Linked DNA regions of Homo sapiens: region 2 is linked to region 1. The links are chromatin contacts, found by Hi-C or POLR2A ChIA-PET in ENCODE. All regions are on one chromosome and are shown on one strand. Each heading gives the region's core, a stretch centred on a gene start or an enhancer-like site at or near the end of the contact. The rest is flanking DNA. Distances are from core to core; before and after follow the strand shown.

Region 1 (6,198 bases), core at 106-2,605:
CTCCGCCCTCTGGAATCGAATGCTTCACTGTCCTTCCCTGGCAGAGGGCCTGGTCCTGTGAGGGTTACATGGCCAGGCGGTTATCTCCGTGCTGGGTGCCTGATGAGAGCTCAGTTGAATGTTAGCCGTTGCTGTTTCCAGGCTAAACTATTGTCTTTTTGCATGATTTCTTCTGCACAGAGTGTTGGTAGCTTTCATCAGATCTTTGTAGGGTCTGTGACCCCCAAACCGTTCAGGACACTGGCCTAGACTCTAGGTGTCTGTGAGGCCAGAAGCCCCTGGATGCATCTCTTCCTGTCAGGGCCTGCGTCCCTGGGGCTCCTCTCTGCTGAGCTCTGGGGTTTCACGCTTGCCCTGCCAGCGCCGACGTCCCTGCCCGGGGTCTGAGCTGTCTCTCCTCTCCATCCTCCAACAGACCGCAGAGGCCGAGACTCCGTCAGAGCTGTGAGGGAGGCCCGGGCCAGATGCCAGCTTGCCAAGGAGGCCGATTAAAAGCAGCCTTGCTGGGGGCGGATGGCTCAGTGCCCTTGGCCTGGTGTAGAGTTCGATAAGCAATTGTTTTCCTGTTGGTGAGAAAAAAACAAATCTCCATTGACTTTCCCAGGCACTGCTCAGCCTCATTTTCTTCTCAGGAACTCTTGCAGCCCTATCAGAGGCAGCTCTAGGATAGGGGAGAGACTGACTGCCTGCCCTGGGGGACGCAGGCCACACAGCCAGGGCTGAGGGACACACTTAAGAGCAGGCCAGCTCGCTTGGACATTGGTCCTCGTGGGAACATTCCAGAGCATAGGCTACCTACCAGAGCAGGCCATGGGCATCTGTATTAGTCCGTTTTCACGCTGCTGATAAAGACATACCCGAGACTGGGCAATTTACAACAGAAAGGTTTAACTGGACTTATAGTTCCACTTGGCTGGGGAAGCCCCATAATCATGGCGGAAGTCAAGGAGGAGCAAGTCCGGTCTTACATGGACGGCAGCAGGCAGCGAGAATGAGGAAGATGCAAAAGCGGAACCCCCTGATAAAACCATCAGATCTCGTGAGGCTTACCACCATGAGAACAGTATGGGGGAACCCGCCCCCGTGATTCAATTATCTCCCACTGGGTCCCTCCCACAACACACGGGAATTATGGGAGTACAATTCAAGGTGAGATTTGGGAGAGGACACAGAGTCAAACCATAGCATCCAACAGGTGTTTGTTGAAGTAATAGTTTTTGAGTACTTAACCACTTGCAGGGCATGATTCTGAGTGCTTGGTTCATCTAATCCTATGACTATCAGATGGGCACCAACTTTACAGGATGTCAATGACCTTAAGCTGTTGAACTTCAGGGTATCTTGAGTTTCCTCTTCTGGGACATAAGGACCATGAGAAGGAGAAGTAAAGTAGCAGCAGCTAGGGCCATAGAGAAATATCAAACTTGAGTTGTATTCTCTCATTGATGGGGAAACTGAGACAGGGACAGAGTTGATGATTTCTTTCTGAGATACAGTAAGGGGGAATGGGGGACAGAGAAATAGGAGATAAGACCAACTGCTCCCCTCTCCTGACCTCCTGCCCCGTCTGATCCCGTAGCATCCTAGGCCTTATCATCATAACTCCGATCATGGTTACAGGTATTTTCTTTCCTTTAAAACACTTTTTATTTATTTATTTATTTTAGATGGAGTCTTGCTCTGTTACCCAGGCTGGAGTGCAGTGGCGCAATCTCGCCTCACTGCAACCTGTGCCTCCCGGGTTCAAGTGATTCTCCTGCTTCAGCCTCCTGAGTAGCTGGGATGACAGGTGCCCAACACCACGCCTGGCTAATTTTTGTATTTTTAGTAGAGATGGGGTTTCACCATATTGGCCGGGCTTATCTGGAACTCCTAACCTCAAGTGATCTGCCTGCCTTGGCCTCCCAAGGTGTTGGGATTACAGGTGCGAACCACTGCATCTGGCCTGAATTTGACTATTCTAGATACTTCATGTAACTGAAATCTTACAACACTTGTCCTTTAGTATCTGGCTTGCTTCACTTAGCGTATGTCTTCACGGTTCGTCTGTGTTGTAGTGTGAGTCAGAGTTTCCTTCTTTTTTGTGGCTGTATAGTATTCTGTTGTATGGCTCTGCCACATTTTGTTTATTCATTCGTCTGTTGATGGACACTTGGTTATACCTTTTGGCTATTGTGAATGATGTTGCTATGAACATTAGTGTACAAGTATCCGTTTGAATCCCTACCTTCAATTCTTTTGGGTCTATACCTAGGAGAGGAATTGCTGGTTATATGGCAACTCTACGTTTAACTTTTTGGGGAGCCACCAGGCTGCCTGATTGTAGTTTGAATTTGCAGTTCTCTTACTGTGAGGTTGAACATCTTGCCGCATGATTGGACTCTTTGGCGTTCTCTTACCACACACTCTGTGTGCATGAGTCAGGCCCGTGTCAGGGCTGGGGCGTTGGGTTTTCCCTTTTGCCTTTCCTGTTGGGCTTTCCCTGCCACGTGCCTGGCGTAGTAGCTATTTCATCAGTTCTTCTGGAAGGACCGTTCCGAGAGCGCTGAGGGCCATTTTCTGCCTCTCAGCCAGATCCTCCAGGGAGCTCTGGCTTTCCGCTGTCTGTACCTTCCTCTCTTTTACCCCACTACCTCCCAATGTCATCGGAGATACCATTTTATTCATTCATAAAATCTCTGCTGAGCCCTCACTGTTTTCCTGGGACATCTAGAGAGACCCCCCCCCCACCCCGCCCTTTTTTTTTGAGATGGAGTCTCCCTCTGTTGGCAGGCTGGTGTGCAGTGGTGCAACCTCAGCTCACTGCAACCTCCGCCTCCCAGGTTCAAGCAATTCTCCTGCCTCAGCCTCTCCAGTAGCTAGGATTATAGGCATGAGCCACTACACCTGGCTTATTGTTGTATTTTTAGTAGAGACGGGGTTTCACCATGTTGGCCAGGATGGTCCAGAGAGACCCTTTGTGATGTGGGTGATTAGCATGGAGTGGCCATCATCCACAGGTGTCTGTCCACAAATGTACTCCCTGAATTCCAGTGGTACCTGTGACATTTGTCCAGCAGAATTTGTCAAACACGTTAAGCAAAGGTTAATGTTCTGTCCCAGAGACGGTAAGAATTGACAGCCTAAGGGGATGTGTTAATCTTTTTTATTTTTATTTTTTGAGATGAGTCTTGTTCAGTCACCCAGGCTGCAGTGCAGTGGTGCGATCTCGGCTCAGTCATTGCAACCTTCACCTCCCGGATTCAAGTGATTCTCCTGCCTCAGCCTCCCGAGTAGCTGGGATTACAGGTGCCCACCACCATGCCCAGGTAATTTTTGTATTTTTAGTAGAGATGGGGTTTCACCAGGTTGGCCAGGCTGGTCTTGAACTCCTGACCTCAGGTGATCCACCTGCCTTGGCCTCCCAAAGTGCTGGGAGGATTACAGGTATGAACCACTGTGTCCGACTTCTCTCTCTTTTTTTTTTTTTTTGAGATGGAGTCTCACTCTGTCATCCAGGCTGAAGTGCAGTGGCGTGATCTCGGCTCATTGCAACCTCCGCCTCCCGGGTTCAAGTGATTCTCCTGCCTCAGCCTCCTGAGTAGCTGGGACTACAGGTGTACATCACCACACTTGGCTAATTTTTGTATTTTTAGTAGAGATGGGGTTTCACCATGTTGGTCAGGCTGGCCTTGAACTCCTGACCTCATGATCCACCCGCCCTGTCCTCCCAAAGTGCTGAGATTACAGGCGTGAGCTGCCGTGCCTGGCCTTTTTTAAAAAATTGAGATATAAGTTCATGTAACATAAGTTGGCCATTTTGAAGTGTATAGTTCAGTGGCATTTAGTACGTTCACAATGCTGTGCAACCATTACCTCTATCTAGTTTCAAAACGTTTTGATCACCCCAAAAGGAAAACCTGTGCCCATTAAGCAGCCATTCCCCACACCCACTAATGTCACCACCCCCATAGTCCTAGGCAACCATTAGTCTACTTTCTGTCTCTGTGGAGTTGCATATTTTAAAAATTTCATATAAATAGAATCATATATATGTGACCTTTTGTGACTGGCTTCCTTCAGTTAGCATAATATTTTAGAGGTTCATCCATATTGTGGCATATACTTGATTCCCCCCGACCTTTTTTTTTTTTTTTTTTTTGAGACAGTCTTGGTCTATTGCTGAGTTGCTGAGGCTGGAGTGCAGTGGCATGATCTCGGCTCACTGCAACCTCCGCCTCCTGGATTCCAGCGATTCTCCTGCCTCAGCCTCCTGAGTAGCTGGGATTACAGGCACACGCCACCATGCCCGGCTAATTTTTGTATTTTTAGTAGAGATGAGGTTTCACCATGTTGGCCAGGCTGATCTGGAATTCCTGGCTTCAAGTAATCTGCCTGCCTTGGCCTCCCAAAATGCTAGGATTACAGGTGTGAGCCACCGTGTCCAGCCCTGACCTGCATTGTTAATGCCCAGCATTTAAAAATAAAAAGTCAGGCAAACTTATTAACCTCCTTAGGGCTTCTCTTGGGAAAAACAAAGGGAAGACCAGCAATAGTAGGCCCAGATTCCTGCCGAGCAACAATTGGCTTGAGCTGGAAGCAGCTGTCAATTCTGTAGGGGATATGTGTGCTCTATTTGGGGGTTTTCTTATACTTGTTCCTATAGGAATTGAGTTAGGAATTATTGTCATGGTATGTGAGAAGTGGTTCCAGCTACTTGGGAGGCTGAGATGGGAGGATCACTTGAGCCTAGGAGTTCAAGGGTACAGTGAGCTATGATCGCACCACTGTACTCCAGCCTGGGCAACAGAGAGAGGGAGAGACCTTGTCTCAAAAAAAAAAAAAAGAAAAAAAAAGAAAAAATAATAAAAGAAAAAATATAAGAAGATGCAGACTCTGCTTTTCTGTATAGACTCAGAGATCAGATCACACCATGTTTTGCAAGATTTTTTTAGGATGTCAACTGGAGGCAGGAATTAGACAGCAGCCTGGGCCAGGAGGAGAGGGGATCCTTTCCTGTCCCTGCCCGTAGGAGCTGGGCCAGCTGACCCTTTCTCTTTCTGCAGGTGGCTCCGCTGCCGGATGGGAGTGCCCCAGTGTGCTGGATGAAGCTGGCGCATGCACCATGTCATCATGTGTCTCTAGCCAGCCCAGCAGCAACCGGGCCGCCCCCCAGGATGAGCTGGGGGGCAGGGGCAGCAGCAGCAGCGAAAGCCAGAAGCCCTGTGAGGCCCTGCGGGGCCTCTCATCCTTGAGCATCCACCTGGGCATGGAGTCCTTCATTGTGGTCACCGAGTGTGAGCCGGGCTGTGCTGTGGACCTCGGCTTGGCGCGGGACCGGCCCCTGGAGGCCGATGGCCAAGAGGTCCCCCTTGACACCTCCGGGTCCCAGGCCCGGCCCCACCTCTCCGGTCGCAAGCTGTCTCTGCAAGAGCGGTCCCAGGGTGGGCTGGCAGCCGGTGGCAGCCTGGACATGAACGGACGCTGCATCTGCCCGTCCCTGCCCTACTCACCCGTCAGCTCCCCGCAGTCCTCGCCTCGGCTGCCCCGGCGGCCGACAGTGGAGTCTCACCACGTCTCCATCACGGGTATGCAGGTGCGTGAGCCGGTGGTGAGCCAGGTCCTAGGGGTCCCTGGTGCCCTTCCCTGCCCCCAGCAGGGCCTCTGTGGAAGGTTGGGCTCCCCCAGAAGGATCTGAGTGCCACGGTTGACCTAGGAGTTGACTCCAGGGAACCTTGGGGGCGGCTGGGGCCAAAAAGGGGCCCTAGGGGGGTCGTGAATCAGCATGGGGAAGGGAAGGCAGTCAGCAAAGGGTGGGTCATGGAGCCGATTACCAGTGTGGAGTGTGGGCCGCTGGGGCTTTTTCCTTCCGTGGGACCCTGGGGAACAGCACAGAGCAGCAGCCTCAGTCATCCCACCAGGGGCAAGGGAGCTGGGGTATTTATACTCATGGGTGAGGGCTGCTGGGGCAGGTGTGTGTGACCCCCTGTGGGTGTGGACAGAGCAGTTGCAGGGCCGGAGGGAGCCTCCAGCAAAGAGACTGAGGTGTGGGCGAAGGTGTGATGGAATGAGGCGGGTCACTGAGAGCCTGGCGACGACCCGCCTGGCCGAGCGTGTGTTGGCACCAGGCACTGGGTTCAGCACTTGCTGTGCATTTCTCACAGGACCCTTACCGTAAACCCTGCGGGGATACAGAGAACTCAGATCCTCACCAGGGTT
Region 2 (6,920 bases), core at 2,759-5,258, 74 kb before region 1:
TTTTATTTTTAGTAGAAAAGGTTTCACCATGTTGGTCAGGATGGTCTTGAACTCCTGACCTCAGGTGATCCACCTGACTCAGCCTCCCAAAGTGCTGTGATTACAGGCGTGAACCATGGCGCCTGGCCTAGCAACATTCTTAAAATCAGATATATACATATAGAAAAGTCTAGGCCGGGTGTGATGGCTGACACCTGTAATCCCAGCATCTTGGGAGACTGAGGTGGGAGGATTTTGTGAGCCCAGGACTTACAGACCAGCCTGAGCAACACAGTGAGACTCTATCTCTACAAAAAAATTAAAAATTAGCCACATGTGGTGGTGCATTCCTGTGGTCCCAGCTATTCGGGAGGCTGAGGTGGGAGGATCGCTTGAGCACAGGAGGTGGAGGCTACAGTAAGCTGTGATCATGCCACCGCACTCCAGCCTGGGCCACAGAGTGAGACCCTGGCTCCAAAAAACAAAACAGAACAAAACAAAAAACCCAATAACGATTGATGAGGATTGTAGTGAGTTGGAAACGGCATGCCCTAAATAAAGGTGGCTTATTTATTTATTTATGAGACAGAGTCTCACTCTGTCGTCCAGGCTAGAGTGCAGTGGTAATCATAGGTCACTGCAGCCTTGAACTCCTGGGCTCAAGGTATCCTCCGGCCTCAGCCTCCCAAGTAGCTGGGATTACAGGTGCATCCCAGCACACCTGGCTAATTTTTGTATTTTTAGTAGAGACAGGGTTTCACCATGTTGGCCAGGCATGTGTCAAACTCCTGGCCTCAAAGTGATCCACCCACCTCTGCCTCCCAAGGTGCTGGGATTATAGGCATGAGCCGCCACCTCCAGCCTATTTATTTATTTATTTTTGAGATGGAGTTTTTGCTCTGTTGCCCAGGCTGGAGTGCAGTGGCATGACCTCGGCTCACTACAACCTCTGCCTCCTGGGTTCAACCGATCCTCCTGCCTCAGCCCCCCGAGTAGCTGGGATTACAGGCACCCCCCACCATGCCTGGCTAATTTTTATATTTTTAATAGAGACAGGGTTTCACCATGTTGCCCAGGCTGGTCTCGAGCTCCTGACCTCAAGTGATCTGCCTGCCTTGGCCTCCCAAAATGTTGGGATTACAGGCATGAGCCATTGCACCTGGCCAAAGGCAGCTTATGCTGTGCATATCCAGTCAGTTGTTACCATCTAGGAATAAATCATGTTACCAAATTTTCAAATTTTTCAAGTGAAGCTGGAAATGTAGTTCTTTGTTGGCAGAAATATCCTAATTTTTAAGTGTTGGCAAACACCATGCAAAGCAAATAAAATATATCTAATGAGCCGCATTTAGTTTAGATTGCAACTTCAGTTTGCAACTTCTGGCTTAGAAATTCATCCCTTTTGGTCCCCAGCACCTAGAACAGTGCCTTAAATATAGCAGGAGCTTAGCACAGTGTTACTGAATAAATGAATCAATGGCTTGAAAGTCTTACCAATTTACAGTAAAATTGTTATTTAGGATTTTGTAAAATTACTTTCCTCTTTCCATTCATTAAGTGTTCCTACTCAGGATTTTAAGGTTGAATACTAGTTTATTCCACACAGACCCTTTGTCAAACCTTATTTATGGTATACACATATGCAAAAATATCCTAAAGAGCTGGGAGATTGTAAGTATGCTTTTTCATTAATAGAGTGAGGCATAAAAATAAACCGAGGCAAAGAAAGAGGTTAAGTGAGTATTAAATTCCTGGCAAAAGCCAGCTTCTCCTTTCACAAATAAAAGATAGTTATATAATAATTATGTATGGTAACTAAAACATACAGAGTTCTCAAGATAGGAAAGCTTGTATTACAAGATATCAATGTCTTCTTTTTTGATAGCATCATTTAGCTTATACATATCTGCCTTCTTTTTTGTTTTTGTGAACTAATAATGCATATTCATTCATTATTCATTAAACAAATAGCGATTGAGAAAACAAAAACCAGGCATGAGGCTGCATGCAGTGGCCCATGCCTTTAATCGTAGCAATTTGGGAGGCTGAGGCAGGAGGATCACTTGAGTCCAGGAGTTCGAGACCAGCCTGGACAACATCGCAAGACCTCGTGTCTACAAAAAATAAAAAAATTAGCCATGCATCCAGGCACAGTGGCTCAGGCCTGTAATCCCAGCACTTTTGGAGGCGGAGATGGGCGGGTCACCTGAGGTCAGGAGTTCAACCAGTTCAAGACCAGCCGGGCCAACATGGTGAAACCCCATCTCTACAAACAATACAAAAATTAGCCGGGCGTGGTGGTGCGTGCCTGTAGTTCCAGCTACTCGGGAGGCTGAGGCAGGAGAATTGCTTGAACCCGGGAGGTAGAGATTGTAGTGAGCCGAAATCGAGCGACTGTACTCCAGACTGGGCGACAGAGCAAGACTCCGTATCGGGAAAAAAAAAAAAAAAAAATTAGCCATGCATGGTGGCACAAGCCTGTAGTCTCAACTACTCGTGAGGCTGAGGTGGGAGGATTGCTTGAGCCTGGCATTCCTGAGGGCGAGGGGGTCTCCTGCCCTGCTCATGTCTAATTACCTACTTTAACTGGAGGCTGAGGTTGCAGTGAGCCGTGAGCGTGCCACTGCAGTCCAGCCTCGGTAGCAGAATGAGAGAGAGAGAAAGTATAATTTAAACAAACATAAAAATGGGCACAAGGCAGGCCGGGCGCGGTGGCTCACGCCTGTAATCCCAGCACTTTGGGAGGCCGAGGCGGGAGGATCACGAGGTCAGGAGATTGAGACCATCCTGGCTAACACGGTGACACCCCGTCTCTACTAAAAATACAAAAAATTAGCCGGGCGTGGTGGCCGATGCCTGTAGTCCCAGCTACTCGGTAGGCTGAAGCAGGAGAATGGCGTGAACCAGGGAGGTAGAGCTTGCAGTGAGCAGAGATCGCGCCACTGCACTCCAGCCTGGGCGACAGAGGAGACTCCGTCTCAAAACAAAACAAAACAAAACAAAAGGCACAAGGCACAGTGTGTGCATGTGGATAGCCAAAGTTGAATGGTATGTGGTTTTTCTTTCAAGGGACATAAAGACTAATAGGGATACCAGATCATTAATAATAATTCAGGGTATAGAGAACTAAGTGTCTTGGGAGAGGTACAGATGAACGGAAGGGGAATTGTGAAAAATCAGGTTCAAAATGTTGGCTGGGGATTGCTTTTGGAGGGCTTTGAAATGCAGAGTATAGATTTTGTAGTTTATTAGGTAGGAAACTGACTCAGCACATGGAGGTGATGTTGCTAATGTTCTATTTCACGTAAGGATACACGACCACTGGCAACCTGATCTGGCTGTCTGCAAATGGCATTTGTGAAACGCTGAAGAAAAATCTCATGTTCCTATCTTTAAAAAGACAGAGTTAAACTCCTAAACATTTGAGTTTAAAAGTAACATAATAAATACATACTTTAAGGGTGCAAATTTAATTTCGGTACTTTTAAACACAATCATTTAAACATTCTATTTGAACTATTTTCAAATTACATGAACAAGCCAGGCGCGCTGCCTGTAGTCCCAGCTTCTCGGGAAGGCGGGAGGATCGCTCGAGCCCAGGATTTGGGAGGGTGCAGTGCTCTTTGAGGGCGTCTACGAATAACCACTGCCCTCCAGTCTTGGTAACATAGCGAGATATCGTCTCAAACAACAACAACGACAACCACCACCACCACCACCAACAACAACAACCAACAACAAAAAAACCACTTTGGGAGCTCCTCAGTCCCTTCAGCCCCGACCCCAAGCATCGACTTCCCCTCCCATCCGGTCCCTGTCCACGTAGCCTGGGAACCTGCTCCCACTCGGCAAAAGTTTCTGTAGGGAGTCAGTCTTTTGGTGCACCCCTCCCCGCACTCTTGTACATTCTGACTGGCTGTCGCTCTCCCATGTGCTCTGACAGACTGCTCTGATTGGTTAACAAATGCCGCGAGCACGCGGATGTCTGTTTCCTGGGATATTGTGAGGGCGGGCGGAGATGTAGACCCGGTAGTGTTGTGCCTTGTGGTGACAACTGGCGGCAGCGCGCCGCGGGCCCGAGACTTAGTCTCGGGCCGCCATGGCCAGCGTCCACGAGAGCCTCTACTTCAATCCCATGATGACCAATGGGGTTGTGCACGCCAATGTGTTCGGCATCAAGGACTGGGTGACGCCGTACAAGATCGCGGTGCTGGTGCTGCTGAACGAGATGAGCCGCACAGGCGAGGGCGCCGTCAGCCTCATGGAGCGGCGGAGGCTCAACCAGCTGCTCCTGCCCCTGCTGCAGGTGAGAGGCGCCCGCTGGCTCCTGCTCGTGCAGCAAACTTTTACTGAGCATCTGCTCTGTGCGGAACCCTGGGCTTGGGGACACTCGTGTCCATCAGATACTCTCCCTGCCTGGAGGAACGTGAAGAAATAAAGATAGCTACTACCGGTAGCTAACACGTACTGAGCGTTTACGGTGGGCCAGGCGCTTTACATGCATTTTTTTTTTTTGCAAGTTCATGTCTGGCTCCAGTATTTATTAGCTGAGAGTTAGAGTCTCAGATCCTGTATCTTCTTTAAAATGGGGCTATACAATAGAGCGTTGGAGACACAGGGATAAGTCATACAGGCTCCCTATCCTAGAGGACCGTAATAAACAGTAAAAATGCCATAAAACCGGGCCGGGCGCAGTGGCTCACGCCTATAATCTCCGCACTTTGGGAGGGTAAGGCGGGTGGATCACGAGGTCAGGAGTTCGAGACCAGCCTGACCAACGTAGTGAAACCCCGTCTCTACTAAAAACACAAAAAATTAGCTGGACGTGGTGGCGGGCACCTGTAATTTCAGCTACTCGGGAGGCTGAGGCAGGAGAATCGCTAGAACCTGGGAAGCGGAGGTTGCAGTGAGCCGAGATCGCGCCACTGCACTCCAGCTTGGGCGACAGTGCAAGACTCCGTTTCAAAAAAAAAAAAGGCATAAAGCCAAGGACGAGCACTGATTGAATACTTAACTGTGTGCTAAGCACTTTACTTAAAATTTGTTTTAAATTATTATTATTTTTTTGAGACAGGGTCTCGCTTTGTCGCCCAGGCTGGAGTGCAGTAGTGTGATCGCGGCTCACTGCAGCCTCGACCTCTCAGGCTCAGGTGATCCTCCCACCTCAGCCTCCCAAGTAGCTGGGAGTACAGGCGCGGGTCACTACGCCCAGCTAATTTTTTTGCATTTTTTGTAGAGACGGGATTTTGCCATGTTACCCAGGCTGGCCGGGAACTCCTGGACTCAAGCAATCCTCCCGTCTGGTCTCCCAGAGTATTGGGATTACAGGAGTGAGCCACTGCGCCCGGCCGTCATGTGTTATTTCATTTTGCAGACACAGGTTTAGCTCAGATAATTAAGTTCCTTAATTCATTTGGGTCTCAGTTTTCTCTCTGTAAAATGGGAACAATAGTAGAAACTGTTACTAGCATGTAGTAAATGCTCAATATTACTAGAATTTTCATTTTAGTGTGTTCACATATGGCATATACCTTCCCCTATATCAGTTGTGGTTTTTCCATTTATATTCATGGTTACGTGAGTGATGGCCTTCTCTCCCATTAGACGGTAACCTCCACCAGCTCAGTACTTAGTCCTGTTTTTGTTTACTGGTACATCCCCAAAGCCTCCTAGAATGCCTGAGTAGTTTTTTGTAAAATGAATGAAATGCGATAGAGGTGGATGAGTGCACTCATGGAGAGGATTTTTTTTTTTTTTTTGAGACGGAGTCTCGCTCCGTCGCTCAGGCCAGAGTGCAGTGGCACGATCACGGCTCACTGCAGGCTCCGCCTCCCGGGTTCACGCCATTCTCCTGCCTCAGCCTCCGGAGTAGCTGGGACTATAGGCTCCCGCCACCACGCCCGGCTAATTTTTTGTATTTTTAGTAGAGACGGGGTTTCACCGTGTTAGCCGGGATGGTCTCGATCTCCAGACCTCGTGATCTGTCCGCCTCGGCCTCCCAAAGTGCTGGGATTACAGGCATGAGCCACCGCGCCCGGCCCGAGGATTTCTTACAGAAAGTGTGAAGCTGTGCCTTGATGGATAAGCATTGTCTGTTGAGTAACAGTGATGGCAGAAACAGATCTGGGTCCCTGGGCCTCTATATTATGGGATCTTAAAAGATAAACCTAATAAAATTAGTGTCTAGAGTTGCATTTATATTCCTTAGTATAGTTTATAAAGGCTTTTTTAAAAAATTTATCACTTGTATTTGTGGGTGAGGGGCATGGGAAGAGGGGAGAACTGAGGACACCATGGTCAAGAGACCTACCCAGTTAAATAAAAGGGATGTCTTTATAACTTGTGGCTCCCAGGGCTAGCCACGTCTGCTATTACTATAAATGCATTTCCCTCCATTATTAAAGTTATAATACTAAAATTTTGGTAAATAAAAGGCCGGGTGGGATCACACCTGTAACCCCGGCACTTTGGGAGGCTGAGGTGGGTGGATCACTTGAGGTCAGGAGTTCGAGACCAGCCTGGCCAACACAGTGAAACCCCATCTCTACTAAAAATACAAAAAAAAATTAGCCGGGCATTGTGATGTGCGCCTGTAGTCCCAGCTACTCGGGAGGCTGAGGCAGGAAATCATTTGAACCCAGGAGGTGGAGGTTGCAGTGAGCTGAGATCACATCACTGCACTCCAGCCTGGGCATCCGTCTCCAAAAAAAAAAAAAAAATAGAAACAGTGATTCTGGTCTCTTAACTCTCACCTTCCTGCTCATGTTGTTTTTTGCTGTTTGGAATTCTTTCTGGTTTTTAACCTGGCTAACTACTATATAGTTATTTTATTTAATTTTTTATTTTTAAATTTATTTTTTTTTTAATTTTTTTAGAGTGGTGGGATCTCACTCCCTCAGTCACCTGGGCTGGAGTGCCGTGGTGCGATCCTAGCTTACCAT

Evidence for each region. Hi-C counts contacts between places; a loop is a spot of excess contacts on that map. ChIA-PET counts read pairs that join two places held with the same protein, here RNA polymerase II (POLR2A). Pooled maps may share reads with other maps.
Region 2: a loop to region 1 is called in a pooled map, with 3 times the contacts of the local background. The contact joins the promoter of ANAPC5 here to the enhancer-like site in region 1. A Hi-C loop is called at or near these places in 1 of 168 maps with a recorded cell type or tissue (endothelial cell of hepatic sinusoid) and 3 of 50 pooled maps. POLR2A ChIA-PET finds 5 or more read pairs at or near these places in 3 of 52 experiments (H1, WTC11 and naive thymus-derived CD4-positive, alpha-beta T cell).

The regions. Positions count from the first base shown.
Region 1 is chr12:121,273,433-121,279,630 of GRCh38, reverse strand. It overlaps CAMKK2 (calcium/calmodulin dependent protein kinase kinase 2), which reads left to right. Exons shown (of 17, transcript NM_001270485.2): 2 at 5,046-5,575. The coding sequence starts at 5,105. Among named protein-coding and RNA genes, the nearest start is that of CAMKK2, 20 kb to the left of the region's middle. Within about 2 kb of position 1,355, at least 18 of the 41 ENCODE cell types and tissues checked have a DNase peak (open chromatin) inside an H3K27ac peak, as active enhancers do.
Region 2 is chr12:121,349,499-121,356,418 of GRCh38, reverse strand. It overlaps ANAPC5 (anaphase promoting complex subunit 5), which reads left to right and starts at 4,008. Exons shown (of 17, transcript NM_016237.5): 1 at 4,008-4,285. The coding sequence starts at 4,079. RefSeq lists enhancers at 2,232-2,905, 2,906-3,581, 4,006-4,265, 4,258-4,933.